Linked DNA regions of Homo sapiens: region 2 is linked to region 1. The links are chromatin loops, found by intact Hi-C in ENCODE. Cell type or tissue: heart left ventricle. All regions are shown on one strand. Region 1 overlaps NFATC1 (nuclear factor of activated T cells 1). Region 2 overlaps NFATC1 (nuclear factor of activated T cells 1).

Region 1 (8,000 bases):
GAGCCTGGCTGAGATGAGACAGAAGGCGCAAGGTTCTGAGATGTGGATGCATCAAACATGAGCCAGTTCTCGATGCTGGAGCTGAACAACCTCCTTTTCTTAAGTCACGCGTCTGTTCTGGTGCCGTTTTTTAAAAACATCAGCGAAGCCTGTTTTGGTGTCGCTGCGCGGAAGCCACACTACGACGCCGGGGGTGAAGACTCCCACTCCGTTTGCCAGCGATCGCGCAGCGGGCAGGGCTCAGCGGGTGGGGCTGCACGGGTCTCGTCAGTGGTCGTTTCTGTGGCCGCCGTGACTGGCAGGCCAGCTGGGGCCTGGACGGCCGGCGTCTCCTTCTCCAGGTAATCAGGGCCCCTCTACGTGGCCTCCCGGGGCCCCTCTGGGGAGGCAGCCTGGCATCTCACAGGCGGCCGGGGCTCCCGGGAAGCAGAGACGGGCTGTGCCAGGGCTCCTAGGCCCAGGCCTGGACCCAGTGCCGTGCCAGCCACCACCCCAGGGGCCCTGCCCTGGTTCGCAGGGAGACACACAGAAATGTGGGAGGCCGGGTGGCCTGCACGGTGGGAGCGAGTAGACAGAGCCCCTCCCGGAGGCCCCCAGCCCAGCACATCCAGAGCCCTCCCCTGAGAAACCCCAGACAGCCAGGTTCGCCCCAAACCCAACATGGTGGGACCCCAGCTCGCCCCCCATCTCACGGCCGCCCCATCCCACGGCCGCCCCATCCCACGGCCGCCCCATCCCACGGCCGCCCCATCCTCTGGCCCTGGATGTTACCACGTGGAGAAGACAGGCCTGTGGGCAGGCACTAGCCACACTGCAGGAGACGCAGGCTAGGTTTCCAGATTTCTCCACACAGCAGCAGGCGGAGGGCCTGCCTCCCACCTCACTGGGAGGGCCAGGACTCCAAATCTGGGCCAAATGTATGTTGTTATTTTTCAAATAAAGGGACCAAAGGCCCGGGCCTTTCCAAGGCTGCCCTGCCATGGGACCGTGACCGGTGTGGTTCCCAGGACTTCCACAAGCTCTGACAGGCACCTGGCCGTTGTTTTGGGAGGCTCCACCCAGCAGCCACAGAGCTTAGCTGGCAGCTGGCAGGACACTTGCAAGGACACGGAACTGTCACGGAACCACCGTGGCTTTGGGCTGTCACGGAACCACCGTGGCCTTGGCAGCTGCTGGTCCTATGCCGGGACACACACATTCACCGCGGCGAGTGTGGGGTGCATGTCCCCAGGCAGAGGCCATGTCATCCAGGTGCAGGAAGCGCCAGGCAAGGACCCTCCTGTCCGCCCAGAGAGCCGGGTCAGAGGAGTCCCCAGGCCTGAAGCCACTCCCTCCGGGCTCACCTTCAGGTTCCTTCAAGGCCAGGGGGAGGTTCACCCACCCCAGGGTGTCGCGGAAGCCCCGAGGCCCCTGCAGGCCCCGATTTCCCCAGTGAGGCATCAGTGCCCGCTGGCCACCCTGCCCCTCTCCTCCTCCAGCTGCCCCTGCTCCTTGTTTTCCTAGGGTCTGGTTCTTTCTCGCGGGCGGGGAGGAGGTGAGGGTCAGGGCCCCTGTAAGGCAGACTAGTGGCACTGCCCCTTTCGGCCCTTGCTGTCCCTCCTCTGTCCCTTGTGGAAGGTCTCGGCCTGGGGCAGAGGAGCGGGCCGAGGAGGAAGGTGGAGTCCAGGTGGGTGGTGGGGTCTGTGTTCTGTTTTAGTCGTGCGGGATGTAGGCCGAGGGAGATGGACCCGGGGGATGGCTGCCTCTGTGGCATCTCCGTGGTGTGCCCTCTGACGGGGCTGGGTGAGCAAGGAGGACACAGCTGGGAATTCCCAGCTCCAGCGTCCGCGGCACGGGCAGCCTCCCTGTGTGGAGCAGCTCAGCTGTCACCTCCTGAAGATGTTGGATGCTGGCCCCGAAGGCAGCATCGCAATGACAACACCTTCAGAGGTGTCCATCCCAACAGTTTAAAGGCCAAATGCAGATCTTTCAGATTTGTGTTTTCAGGGAGAAGGTGACATTGCTGGGCGCCTGTGAGTGTGGACAGACATCACTGTCGCCGTGTGCTCCGAGAGAGGAGAGTTGGGGCTGCTTTGTCACCACATGGCGTCTTTGGGAGCAGGACAGGTGGCCGGGCTGAACCCCCAGGCTTCTCTGTTTGCTCCCAGAGACCACACAGGGAAGGCAAGGAGGGCAGCGCCCGGGGAAGAGACACCTGCCCGTGTCTTCCTCATGCCCTGAGGATGGCTCAGTGGCCCAGATGGTCCAGGACCCCTAGAATTGAGTGATGACCCCACAGTTCTCATCAAGCCGCATTCTGGATAGCGCTAGGGGCGACTCTCAGACTCCCCCTGCCTGGGCCCCGCTGGTGTGGGGAGGCCACGCGTCACGTCAGTCCCCACTGCAGGAGGAGGGGCCGGGCTTCTGGCTCCCCTCCCTCCTCTCCCTTCTCAGGCCTTTTGGGATCATACACGACAAAGTCACCCATGGTCATGTTGGCTAGTTTCTTTTTTATATCAGCTTTATCGAAATATGATCTATACACCATTTAATTCACTCAAAGTGTATAATTCGGTGGGTTTTGGTGGCTTCACATAATTATGCGGCCACCACCAATTTCAGAACATTTTCTTGTCCCCAGAAAGAAACCCTTGCCCATGAGTGGCCACCCCTGCTCTCCCTTCCCCCACCCCGGCTCCGACAACCCCAATGCCCCCTCGCCGTGGCCTCGCCTGGTCTGGCTGCTCCCTGCTGGCCTGCTGGGGAACCCCATCCTGCCGGCTGTGGTGCCTGGCAGCTTCTGTGGAGCGTGGCATCCTCCATGTTCCCTCGTTGGTGTGGGTCAGGGCGTAGGGTCCTCAGGTCCCCTCGTTGGCACAGGTCGGGACGTGGGGTCTTTCTGTGGCTGAGGGAAGCCCACCGTGTGGCTGCCCACACCTGTCTGTCGATGGCACTAGGCCACGTCCACCCTGTGGAGATGATCGTGGAAAAGCCGCCATGAACCTCAGTGCGTGAGTCCTGTGTGGACGCCTGCCTGTCTCCTGAGCACATGCCTCGGTGTGAAAGGGCTGTGGGTCACAGGGTGGCTCCGTGTGAGGCCCTGCAGGCAGATGTGCAGCAGGGCTGGGTGGCTGTTTCCCCTCCAGAATCTCCTCTGGGAGCCAGGCTGGGACAGACTCCTGGGGGAGAGCCGGGGATGGATGAGACGCCCCAGGGACGCTCGCTTCTGGGCATGAGGATGCTGTGGGGTGCACGGCACGAGGACGCCGCGGGGAGCAGGGCACGAGGATGCTTTGGGGAGCAGGGCAGGAGACGCCGTGGGGAGCAGGGCTCGAGGGCACCGTGGGACCCAGGGACGCTGCTGCTTCCACCAGCGGCCCTCGTGGCTTTCTTTGTGGAAACAGTGGCTCAGCATCAGCACCGGCGTGGGGGTGGCCCGGCTCCGGGCGGCGGGTCCTGGCCGGTCTGGGAGGCTCCTGGGCCCGCAGGCCTGCCTGTGTGGAAACCTCGCGGGTGTGGCAGGGAAGCCTCCCGATGACTCAGACTGCAGGGAATTCCCTAATGATCTGGAATATTTTTACTCCTGCACTCGGGCAGTTTCCTACTAAGGACTCGGAGCTCTGATAAGGCTGAACACAAAGGCCCTTTCAGGACCGGCTGCCTTCCTTCCTGCCAGGGGCTGAGTTTTGAACAGCACGGGGGCCGGCGCTGCCCGTCCGGGCCTCCACGGAGCTGGGAGCCGCCATGGCGATGCTCTTGCCGGCGGGACGCGGCCCTGCGTCTCCTTTCCTGAGATGCGAGGTTATTTCCATCTTTCAGCAGTCTCGGCGCTTTGTCTTGTTCTGGAAGCAATTGCTAGATAGACATTTCTGGCCGTGAATACTATTGCTTTTGAAAGACAATTACTTTATGATCCTTAAGCAGAAACAGAAAGCCTGCCCTCACCCTCACCCTGGTCGACCTGAAACGGCCACAGACGTCGGACACCACGGGGAGAGGCCCCACCTCCAAGAGGGAAGGCCACAGGCGCTGGCTCAGCCGGGGTCTTTGAGGAAGGCAGGGATGTTTGTCGGTTCCCCGCACTTTTAGGGGAAGTCTAAGCGTATCTGCTCCCACCTGCGCAGGAATTGCAGGGTGCGGGTGCTCCCAGGTGTGCGGTGGAGGCTGCTCCATGGCAGCTGCTGAGCTGGGCCTGGCTGGCCACGCAGACGTGGCTCCCCTTGGGGCCGCTCCGGCAAGGATGGTTCCCCACAGGCCCACGAGGCACGGGTGGGAAAAGACGCCTCCATGCCGTCGTTCCATTTGCTTTTCATGGACTCACCGCTGCGGGGCAGCCACCTGGAGGAGGCCGCGGGGGAGACGGCTGGAGTCCCTCTTGCTTCTCGGGACATAAAGAGAGGAGCAGGCTGTGTTGGCCTCGGCTGCAAAAATGGCGTCCCCTCGGGGTGTCATTAAACGCGACATCCTGGCCCCGTGTGCGCCTCAGTGTCCCTCCTGCTCAGCACAGTCACTGAACCTCCCTCCCCTTGCCAGTGCCAAAGGCCTCCACAGCGTCAGGGAAGTTCCTAGGGAAGCTGAAGTTGTGACTCTGAGCTTCCTGGGCTGGGCGGGAAGCAAACTATAGCCTGTTGCGCCCGGGAGCTTCAGAGGACCACAGCCTTTTGTGGGGTGTGGACGGGGCCTCACCCCAAAGATGGACTTTGTCATAAGAAAAGTTCAAAAGTCATTTTCAAAAGGTGCCAAACAACCAGAAGACTTAGTTACACACAGAGTGATTTGGATTTTTATGAAGTGGGGGTGGAGGGGCTTCTGAGTGGTGCATCTGGGCTGGGGGCTTCTGGGAATCCTGTGGCATCAGCACCTGTGCTGGAGTGAAAACGCCTCTTTCTTCCCAGCTCCTGAGCTTTCCAGGGCCTGGAGGACTTGCTGCTTCATGAAACTCAGATGGCTTCAAGCGCAACTGAGTGTACTTTTTAGTTTCCTGTAATTTTTTTCCTAGAGGAGAGAGGGATGCCAGGCTCTATCGAGTGGGTTCATCTGGTGGGTAATTTGCGTGGGGACCTCGGGCCTCCCGGGCTGGCATGGCCAGGGCTTGGCTGGGCGGCTCTGGGGTCCTGTGTGACTCACATTTCCTCTCCACCCTCCACCCAGGCAGCAGCCCGGCACTGTAACAGAGAAAAAGGAGATTTTGTCTGATTTATCAGTAATTGAGGGTTTGTAACAGACACACATTTTCTTCTTTGGAGACAGAGCATAAGGATAAACTTAAGTGTGTATACCTGTAACTGTTCATTTTGGGAACAGACTTTATTTTGGAGAAGATAAAAGGCAGGAAGAGACTCTGTAGGAGATTGACATCTGTTAATTTGAGATAATTGCCCCAAACTCAGCCCATCTGAGGGGCCAGGCCGTGCACACACCCAGGCTGTGGTGGGGCCGCCTTGTCCGTGTGCGCCTGGAGCCCCCACTCTGCCAGGCCTGGAGCAGAGAGCACAACGCGTCCTTTCACTACACCTCTGGGAGCCTTTTTATTTTTTAAAAACATGCAAATGGCCACTGGGGAAATGCCAAAAATACCTCGTGTTTTGCATTTCTGTCTCCTGATGGGCAAGAAGTTGTCAGAGGAAGGCTCTTCTCATTTACCCAGTGGTTCCTTTGCACACAGGCAGGGCCAGCGGCCAGGCCCTCATCCACCAGAGTAGACCCCAGCACGAGCAGGCGTCGCACCCTGGCGTGGAGCCCCCGGCCCCCCGTCACTACTCTCACACCTCCTGCATCCCTGGGAGGCTGGGCTGGGAACTGCAGAGCCGGGTCCCAGGTCCACGCACAGACGCCCTGCACACGCTCTGCTGATGGGGTACCTGCTCCCCCTCACACCTGCTCTCCCTGGAGAGGACGAGGGCATAGAGACCCTCCCGTGACCTGTCCTGAGGCTGTGAGAGGCCAGCAGATGCAGGGCCAGGACGGATTCCTGAGGATGCCCCTGCCCTGTAGTCCCTCCTACGCCGGGCTGGGGTCAGAACAAGCCCTGAGCCGCGTGTCCTCAGCTTCTCCAGGCTCCCAGGGCAACTTTGGTGTCGAGCTCGGGGCCCTGCCAGGGCACGTGGCTCCTGAGGTGCTGCCCTCGACAAAGCCCTGGGATGGGCCTACGTGGGTCTCCTGGGACAAGGCGCCCTCCTGGCTCAGGGCCCTGGGTCTGGATCACGTGGGGGTGTCTGGGGAGGGGGCTCCCCACCACACAGAGTCACAGACGTTTCCTGCTCCTTTCTTCCAGATGGCCACCATGTCTGGGAGATGGAAGCGAAAACTGACCGGGACCTGTGCAAGCCGGTGAGTGCCTTTGGCGCAGCTGGAGCTACTGTGGGTCCCCAGGGCTTGGGAGGCTGGGGTCTGCTGGAGCCACTGCGGGTCCCCAGGCCTTGGGAGGCTGGGGTTCCTGTTTCTTAGAATGAAACAAATAAAAATAGTGCATAGAGTAACAGAACCAGTAACAAACAGGATCACCAAGTACTCGCCAAAGCACCATGTGCTGTCACCCAACGTGTCAGGTCACGTCAGAGCCCTGGCGGCCGGGGACGGTGCTGGACAGGCTGAGGGCCACCTCACACACCCTGGCGCTGAGACAGCCCAGGGAAGGTCGTCTCACACGGACCCTCCCGCCCTTTGCTGTCCCCTTGCTGTCACCATCACCTGGCACAGAGCAGGCTCCTGGGAGTCAGTGCTGTGCTGAGTTCCCGGGGGGTGGTCAGCACCTGCCCAGACCCGCTCACAGCACCGAGGGCAGGGCTCTGCGGCATCCCCAGTGGGGACTCCTCACCCCGTCCTCCGAGGCCACTGATTGCGCCGACCTCCCCTGTGATGGTGTCCCAAGCACAAGAGCCTGGGCGTGGCTCCTGGACTCGCGATTGGCCACAGCCTGTTAGCGGGCGGTGCATGTGTGCGGGGTCGTGGCAGACGCGTGGCTGGGTCACACTTCTGCTGTCACCGGGCCGTTTCCAACTCCCCCAGTCACCTGCCACAGCTTCCCTGGCACCGCGTGCATACAGCCGGTGCCTGAGGATAATGACCGTCCTCGGATTGGAGATGACCTTTTGTGTGGATGGCTGTAGCTGCTCCCACATCTCCTGCACGGCACCGGTTGCTGCGTGCATCTCTCCCATCCCTGCGCTTCTGATCCATGTGCTCATGTTTAAAGTGGTTTCTTGGAGGCAACGTCTTCTTGGGTGGTGTCTTGGATCCTCTCTGACGCTGTCTTGTAATTGGCACATGGAGACCATTGATGTTTAGGTCTTTAGTTTTGTTTGTTTTTGTTTTTTTGAAACAGAGTTTCGTTCTTGTTGCCCAGGCTGGAGTGCAGTGGCGTGATCTCGGCTCACTGCAACCTCCACCTCCCGAGTAGCTGGGATTACAGGCATGCACCACCACGCCCGGCTAATTTTGTAATTTTAGTAGAGATGGGGTTTTGCCATGTTGGCCAAGCAGGTCTGGAACTCCCAACCTCAGGTGATCCGCCCGCCTCGGCCTCCCAAAGTGCTGGGATTACAGGCATGAGCCACCGTGCCCGGCCTGATGTTCACTTATTATTGATACAGTTGGATTGATCCCTACGTTGGATTTTTTGAGTGTTCTGTTTAGTCCTATAAAAGCAGTAGAAATCTCTAGGCCAACATAAGATGCCACATGGCTCACAAGGGAGTTTTGAAGACATGAACATGCTTCTGAGCTCAGCAGTGTGTGTCCCTGCGGGTCAGGGAAGTCTTGTGCACCCACTCAGTGTGTGTCCCTGCGGGTCGGGGAGTCTTGTGCACCCACTCAGTGTGTGCAGTTGGAAGCTGGTCCCTTCAGAAACCTCAGGGAAGAGCCCATCTCGGGCGGCTGGAGGCAGGTGGACAGGACACCGGGGAGGAGTCTTGAGGTCGTCTCCTGTTGGTGGGACGATCGGTGGCCTCCATGGAGAGCGGTGCTGGCACCTTCACTCCCTGTCCCAAGAGGTGGCTCTGTCAGAAAGCAGCGTCTTCCAC
Region 2 (8,000 bases), 56 kb before region 1:
AAACAATGTACAGGCCGGGCGCCGCGGCTCACGCCTGTAATCCCAGCACTTTGGGAGGCCGAGGCAAGCGGATCACGAGGTCAAGAGATCGAGACCATCCTGGTCAACATGGTGAAACCCCGTCTCTACTAAAACTACAAAAATTAGCTGAGAGTGGTGGCGGGTGCCTGTAGTCCCAGCTACTCTGGAGGCTGAGGCAGGAGAATCGCTTGAACTCGGAAGGCGGAGGTTGCAGTGAGCAGAGATTGCACCACTGCACTCCAGCCTGGGTGACAGAGCGAGACTCCGTCTCAAACAAACAAAAACCTGTACAATGGAAAGAGAATGAAACGTTGTGGCTTCTCAACAGAAAACAGAACTTCCACTTGCCCAAGGTCGGCAAAAGCAGCAAAACTACAACAAAACAACGCTCCAACATCCATCCCAAAGTCAGAAGTATTATTAGAAACTAAATCAGGCCACACGGAACGATGGCTTATCACTGGAGAAAACCAGCCAGTGAAAGGGTCGCGGGAGAAGCCCGGGGACGACCCTGGGACTGGAGGGTTTCTCGCCTCTGGAAAAGGCAGTGCCCGCGGGGCAGGCCAGAGGGAGCGCTCCGAGGAGCTTTGGGGTTGCCAGCCTTGACACGCGCACCCCTCCGCCCGGGCCGGCTCCCCTCCGCCCTCAGACTCCCACCATCCTCCTACTATTCCACATGTCGGGTGTATATGGTGCGGAGAGCCCGGGGGAAGTTAGAACACGCGGCGGGAGAGGCAGGCCCAGGGCGGCCTCAGCTAAGCAGCCCGGCTTTCCGGATCCCCGCCGCGCACAGGCTCGGGCCGCCTAGGGTGGGACCCGAACTCGCCTTCCCGCCCCGCTCAAGGAGGTCATCTTTGGAGGTGCCCCTAGAAGGACCGGCGGGTTTCCCGCGGGGCGGGGGCGCGCAGGGCGGGTGTTTGGAGGCTGGGGACTCGCAGGAGAGGCCGGTGGGTGCCGGGCCTCCTGCAGGGGGTTGCAGGCCGAGGGGCGCGCCACGAACCCAGCGGGAATCCCTGCGCTTCCCGGCACCGTCGGGCTGAAATCGGGGTTCCTAGCGTTGGCGGCCTCGGGCTGGGACCTCCCCACTCCCGGGGCTCCGCAGGGCGCGCACGTGGCGCTCGGGGGTCACCGTTGCAGCCGCTTTCCCGAGGAGGCCCGGATTGAAAACTTCTTTAAAAAAAAAACTTAAAAAAAAAATTCCGTCGCCCTGGGCGCAGCCTTAGGTACCTGGTGCCGCTCGTGGGGTCCCGACGCCCCTACCCCCGGGTCCGGAGGAGCCTGCGCCGGGCCGGGACCCCCAGGGCACAAGAGGCCGGGGGACCCCTGCGGTCGCGCGCGCGCGAGGGGGCGGGGGCGGGGGGGACACGAGTTTATTTAAAAACTCGTGTCCGGGGAGTTTATTTAAAACTCGGAAGCCGGCGGCCGCGAGCCGGTTGTTTATGTAAACCCGGAAACGCCCCGGGGGGCGGGGGCGGGGCGGGGACGGGGGGAGGGGCGGGGGTCACGTTACGCGGAGGACGCGCGGGCAGCGCCGGGAGAACCGAACCCCTGGCGGCCGCGACCCCGGCTCCCGCCCCGGCCCCGGCCCGACCCGCCATGACGGGGCTGGAGGACCAGGAGTTCGACTTCGAGTTCCTCTTCGAGTTTAACCAGCGCGACGAGGGCGCCGCCGCGGCCGCCCCAGGTGGGTCAGTCCCGGAGGGCGCGGGGGGCGCGGGGCCAGGTCGGGGTTTGGGGGCGCCCAGGCCCCCTCCGCGTCCTCGTCGCTCCCCGGGGACCCCAGGAGTCCCCGGCGCGCCCGGGACCGAGGGGCTACGGCGGGGGACGCTGCAGTGCGGGGCGTCCTGGGCTCGGATGCGGTTCCTCCGAGCGCTCGCGGCGGGGTCCTGGGGGAAGAGCGCAGCCCGGACACGGGCGTGGACGAAGTGGTCCCGGACAGAGGGCTGGTGGCGCTGCCAGAGGCGGAGAAGCCCCAGCTCCCCCAGACACCCTCTCCCCGCCCCGCGTCCCGCCCTCCCGACCTCCCCGACCCCCCGACCCCCCCCCCACCCGCCCCCCGACCTCCGCCTCAGCCATCCTCCTCCCTCCCCCCAGCCACCCTCCCCCTGACCTCCCGCCCCTGCCGCCGCCTTCTGGCCCTTCCTCCCCACAGTCACCCTCCCTCCCCGCCGCCGTCTCCCCACGCCCCGCAGACCCCCCCAAGCCTCCAGCTTTCAAGTTTACCCGGAGCTACCATGACCCCAGCCTTTTCTTTCATTTTCTCTTCTCTGTGTCAGAAATAAGGGTTTCAGGTAAACAAACCACAAATAACTCCCCACTCCCGAAGAGCAGCGAGTGAGTGGGGTGGGCACCCCTGGGCCTGGGCCCCTCTCCCGCTGCCCGGGATCTCTTCTGTCCAGGTCACCCCAGGCTGGTCACCGTCCGCCCCTGTCTGTGCCCATTCTCAAGGCCTCGTGTCTGCCCTCCCCGCGCGGAGGTGAAGCCGGAGGAGCTTGGCAAGCAGGGACCTCCGCCGAGTCTGTAATGAGGGTCATATTTTCCGTATCGTTCACTACTCTCTTTTAAAAACTCCAACGTCTTGATCATTTTTTGAAAATAAGCGCTCCAACCAAACCTGTGCTGCCTGCGGTTCTCGACTCACCACTCCCCAAATGTCTTCCCTGCCTGGGCCTGGGTTCTAGGTCTTTGGGGTCAGTGGGAGCCAAGGCAGATGAGGGTGGGAGAGAGACCCGCCGGAGGCCCTTCCCACCCGGGCTGCCTGTGGCCCTGGCGCCGCCTTCCAGAGCTGGTTCCAGTCCTCCCCGGCTTGAGCCAGGACATTTCAGCAGAAGAGTTTTCTACCTGGGTGTGCCATGCGAGAGTGTCGCCCCACTCCCGACCTCTCTTTATGGGGTGAAAGTCGGTCCCATGAGAGTGTGGCCACCAGGGTGGCCCCTCTGGGATCTGTTGGGGTGGAGGCTCCCACACCCGTGCAGTCATCGGGGGTCGGGTGGGACCTCCCAGTACACCCCCGGTCGTTCACAGCGTGAATCACTGACTGTGGGCCTGCGACAGGCCCAGTGCTGCCAGAACCCAGGCCCTACACCCCAGTCAGAGGCCCAGGGGGCCTGCAGGACAGTGTACGGCCCTGGGCCCTCGGCCCTGGCTGAAGATTTCACTGCTTTGCCTCCTTGAAGAAGCACAGGGGGTAGTTATCCCCATGGAGCTGGGTCTCCCCGGCCTCCCAGGCCTCCAGGGTGGGCTGTGCCACACTGGGCACTGTGTCTGGCTTGGCACGTGGTCAGCGCACCCCCAGTGACAAGGGCCACTTCCGTGCCTCCGTGCACACGTGACTGTGCGCGACAGCAGCCTCGGGAAGGACACCGCCGGCGGCGGCATCCTCCTGTGACTGCACAGGTAACTCCAGGCTTATCCGGGAAGACGCACAGGAGGCCAGTCTCTGCCCCTCGAGGCCTAGTCTCACAAGGACGCCACAGTTTATACACCATTTTGAGGTGGGCGGGCTTCCTGCTGGCATCGGATATGGGGACCCTGGTGAACATGGGGTCTCTCCTGACCCAGAAGCAGGTGGCCGCCTTCCAGGTGGGTTCAGGACACAGTCCTCCCCGGCACCCACCGGGCTCATTCCCCCAAAACACTCCTTGAGCAGAATGAGTGAAGCCGTGAACCTCACCCTCGCAGGCACCCTGGGCCCTCCGGAGCTGCGCCCTTCCCCGGGAGCCCCGCAGAGCTGGGCTGCTGGCTCTCCAGGCGGCTTGTGAAAGCTTTCTGCTGTGTCCTTGCCCCTCCAGAGACCACCGTGGTTTTGGGCTTTAGGAGTTGGGGCTCCGAGCAGGAGAGGCGAGAGCTGAGAAGAGCCCCTTCCTGCTTTTACGGTGTCAAGAAGTTGCTAGGAAGGGTTCTTTATGTATCTCATATGTTACGTGTACATATTGTGTTTTCCCGTGAGACACCGTGCTGTTTTCTCCTTTCTTTTTATTACCATTATTACTGCATTTTGATGATGATTCAATGGTGTTAATTATTTATATCACATTGTTAAATGATTACATTGACTCTCCAGCTTTTGACGGGTGATAGAAACTACTTCACGTTGTTTCTGGGATGAACCTGGATATAAATGAATACATGAATAAGTCTGAGATCAATTGCAAAGCAAGGCAAACTGGGTTTTATAGATTAGACTAAGCACAGAAAGTCAAGCTTTGTTGTAAAGGACGTGGCCGGCCCTGAGCCCAGGAGGCAGTCTGTCAGCCGGATCCCCTGAGAAGGGGCTGTACGTCCTGGCAGAGCTGAGGTCAGTGTACCGGGGTTGGGGGCTGCAGCCGCAGGGTGGCTGACTGTGGCCAGGAGCCTGGCCCACGCCGCTGTGGCCCCCACCCCTTCCATCTCGCTGGACTTAGGTCCAGGCTGCGGGCACAGGTCCCGCGTCTTCACGGGGTGCTTTGAGGGAGGGGCTGTGTCTTGTTCTTTATTTCGAAAGTGCTCAGCAGGTGCAAAGAATAGATATTCAGTAACCATTTGTTGGGACAATGAAAAGAGAATATTGTAAATAATTTCCCAGGCGGGATGGGAGTGGCGTTTGGGCTTCCAGGGTCTGGCTTCTGGCTGTGTCCACCCAGGAGCAGGCCCCGGGCTTCCCTCTGCAGAGAGGAGGTCCCGCTCCCTTCTGGGGCTCAGGAAATAGCTGCTTCGCTGTCAGCTGGGAGGCGGGCGTGCCCTGCTTCCCGCCCCAGGGCTCCTGTTTTCTAAGTTATTTTGGCCAGCTTGGCTGCTGCCAGCACTGTCGCCGTGGCAACTCAGAGGAAATTGGCCAAGGCCTCTGTGTTTGGGCTGGAGCCTCTCTGGCAGTCGGGGCCACCCTCCGAACCTCTGTGTGCCCGGGTCTGCCACTGGCCTGTGCCCACTGCTGGGGCATTTAATGGTTCCCTTGTGGAAAGGCAACATCTTATGCAGAATTGAAGCTTTGGAAGACTTTTATTCTCAAGTCCATTTTCACCAAATAGGATTTCTCTTCCCCAAGAGGGCCCGGGGTGTCCGTGGCTGGTCGGGGGCTGTGGCAGGAAACCCGTGGCAGAGACGCCTGGTGAGCAGAGAGGTCCCAGGGGAGAGCTGAATTAGGAATGCTCTGTTGTTCAAGTTCAGTGTTTTAGGAAAGCGTTCCTGCTATTACCATGCACAGCTCATCCCCTGACGTTCTAGAGGTGTTTCCGTGGAGGGTGGAGTTACCTGGCAGATTGGAATATTTCAGTTCTGTGTCGTGTTTTTCAAAGGAAGATCTCAGCTAGCCATGAACAACTTGGATATTTTTTAATTCCTTGAAAACAGAATTCAAAAAGGATGCTTTAAAATGATGTGTGCGTCGGACCAGGGGGAATATTCCAGTACCTCTGAGGAACGATGTCCCAGGTTGGGCCCCGGGCTGGACGAAGGACCCTTATTAAGGCGTTGGCGTGCTTATTTATGGAACATTAAATACCGTTTGTTTGCGCTGTGACGAGGCCATCCTATTTGCCTTTGTAAATCTTTCTCGCTGGCAGATTGTTGGGGGAACGGCGTCTGGGAAGCTGTTGCTGTCTGTCATGCCGCGGGCCTGACCACGTCCCGGTGCCACTGTGAGGCAGCGTTTCCCAGGCCTGCTAAGCACATTGCTTCCAACAGCAAGGTCTTGGCGTGGATCGCCCTGCTTCGTTTTGTTTTATTTCCAATACATTCACAGTTGTCATCTGGCCTCACCCACAGCAGACTCCGTGGCTGTCTGGAGAGGTGACAGCAGTGCCTGGGGGTCGACCTGTGGTTCAGCCCCAGCAAGTGCTGAAGGGAATGTTCCTTAAAATGAAAAATAACGTCGTCTGTGATGGCCGCCTCTCAGAGTTTGTGAAAGATGAGAGATCTGGCTGTGGCTGGAGTTGGTGATTCTTGTCAGCAGTGCTGGCCTGATGCGCAAGGCAGAGGCGTGGCTGTCCTGCCCTGCGCACAGCGAGTGAGGGAGTGGCTGTCTGGGAACTGCGTGTCGTGAGGGGCAGGTGCCCTGGGGCTCAGCACGGCGGGGTCTGCAAGGTTAGAATGCTGTGCACCTGTAGGGAGCCCTGACCAGAAGTATTTCATGTATTAATTTAATGTCAGGCACCGATACAGTTTTTTGTGGTTGTTCAGAAACGAGAAAGGTGTGTGGTTCTGAAGTGAATTATTTCTCAGAGTGAGAGAGATCGCTTTTAACAGCTCTGACATGTGGAACTTGCTGAGGCCAGTGGGACTAGGCTGGCCTGAGAGCCGGGTGCTCCCCGCGTGGCCGTCTGTCCTAGCACCCCCAAACCACCTGTGTGTCGTGGGGCACCTGATGGCTGAGCGAGCCGGTGAGGATCAGGGGACTCAAAAGTGAGGAGGTGGCACTTTCAGCAGAGGGGCCATGCCATGACCTTCCGTTAAGGGATTTTGAATGTGCTCTCCGCGATCATTGCTTAGAATCCAGCTGTCTCCCTGCTCACCTGCACTGTCATTTAGTGAATCCTCCTTGGCAAAGAGCCAGGCCCTCCGACACGGCAGCCAGGGAGTGGGGTCACCGAGCTCTGTGGTGGTGTCTGACGTGACATGAATCAGCCCAAGCGCCTCAGAATCGTCAAGAAAGTTACTGGGAATATTTTCCCTTCATGTAAATATGATCCCTTTGAATAGTTAAATAACTCAGATTTGAATACGGTTTAGGTGGGTCATGAAACCAAATTCATTGGGAGCTGGGAGGGAGGGGCTCACAGCCAGGACAGTGGCCCCCGGCGTGTGGGGCTTGGCCTCTGGGGGCAGCTTGACCCCACACCTTGCCCTTCTTCTAGGAGGAACAAGGGAACTTTATCCACTACCCGCCCTCCAAGGACCTGGGCGAGGGATCCTAATGAAATTCAAGCATTTGAGCTTTCGTTTTGTCATTTGTTTGATCAGGGAAAACGCATGCTTAGGTGAGCCCTTTTTGTTTTTTAATAAAGCTTTATGGTGTTTCTTTGCCTCATCGAATCAGGTTTTATTGCAATACTTCAGTTTAAATAAAGGCCCTCGGGTGCCCCAGGCGTCCGTGGGCCTCTGCATGCACTTCCTGCTCTCGCTGTGGGCGGAGTCTCCTCCTCTTCCTCACTTCCCCTCACGCCTGGGCCCCCGTCACAGAAACGTCAAGGGCTACGGCCCCTGAGGACTTGCACACAGAGACCTGTGAGGTCCGCCTCCCCTTTCCTGCCCCGTTTCATCTAGAACCTTCCGGTGATCTGGCTCTAGTACCCCGTGTGGCGCAGCTCTGGGCTCCGTCACTGGCTGAGCAGCCAGTTCAGGGCTGAGTCCTGTGGGAGGATGGTGGGGAGGCCCCAAGACTTGCTCTGTTAATTGCTAGGGTTTTAAAAAATTCTTCAGAATTACCTTTCTACCAGCAAATGGTAGTTCAGCTGTGGGATCAGCTGTCTTGGAAATAAATACTCTTTTGATTGGGAAACAGGAAGTGTAGGAATCTGTACATGAATCAATTGCAGTTAAGCCCCCTTTGAGGTCTGGACAGTGAGGGGAAGTGTGTGGAGCAGGTGGGGCCTGAAGAGCCGGTTGAAGGCCACGGATGCCTCCGAGAGGAAGTCGGGGTGTGGGAGGGAGGCTGGGCCCCCGTGATCGGATCCACGCTGCCATCGTGTTCCCTCAGTTCCGCTGCTGTGCTTTCGGGTCTCCTGGAGTTGATGACTGGTGTGAGATGGAAGCTGGTTCCTAACATAATGTTGTTTCTGCTCCAACAGGCGAGAGGGCTTCTAGACAAATAAGCGGGCCCAGCAGTAAGTGTGGGTGTGAGTTCCTGGGCCGGTGTATGTAATGTGGCGTTTTTGGCTAAGGAATATCTTTTGGACAACTTTTGGTGAGAATGCAGAGTAATGAACAGGTGGCTCGGCGTGGCACCTCAACGGGAACCCCCCAGGAGCCGCAGGCCTGCGCTCGACAAAACCCCCTCGTGGGTC

What was found. Hi-C counts contacts between places; a loop is a spot of excess contacts. Peaks named below come from ENCODE experiments on the same cell type or tissue, not always from the same donor. Only the 100,000 strongest peaks of a DNase experiment are listed, where the experiment ranks them.
Region 2: it touches region 1 in a loop (3-fold over the local background); 42 of 110 quality-filtered maps call a loop at or near these places.

What each region holds. Positions count from the first base shown.
Region 1 is chr18:79,455,058-79,463,057 of GRCh38, forward strand. It overlaps NFATC1 (nuclear factor of activated T cells 1), which reads left to right. Exons shown (of 10, transcript NM_001278669.2): 7 at 6,254-6,309. It overlaps LOC101927897 (a long non-coding RNA gene), which reads right to left. Exons shown (of 3, transcript XR_001753515.2): 3 at 2,470-7,958. Among named protein-coding and RNA genes, the nearest start is that of NFATC1, 63 kb to the left of the region's middle. RefSeq lists an enhancer at 5,340-5,699. In heart left ventricle, no CTCF peak of the experiment used is centred here; a DNase peak (open chromatin) is centred at 3,454; H3K4me3 peaks cover 673 bases; H3K27ac peaks cover 1,385 bases.
Region 2 is chr18:79,398,775-79,406,774 of GRCh38, forward strand. All of the region lies in intron 1 of NFATC1 (nuclear factor of activated T cells 1), which reads left to right. Among named protein-coding and RNA genes, the nearest start is that of NFATC1, 6.8 kb to the left of the region's middle. RefSeq lists silencers at 894-1,093, 1,514-1,753 and enhancers at 6,063-6,122, 6,244-6,839. In heart left ventricle, a CTCF peak has its summit at 4,726; DNase peaks (open chromatin) are centred at 827, 1,497, 4,747, 7,177 and 5 weaker places; H3K4me3 peaks cover 3,330 bases; H3K27ac peaks cover 4,651 bases.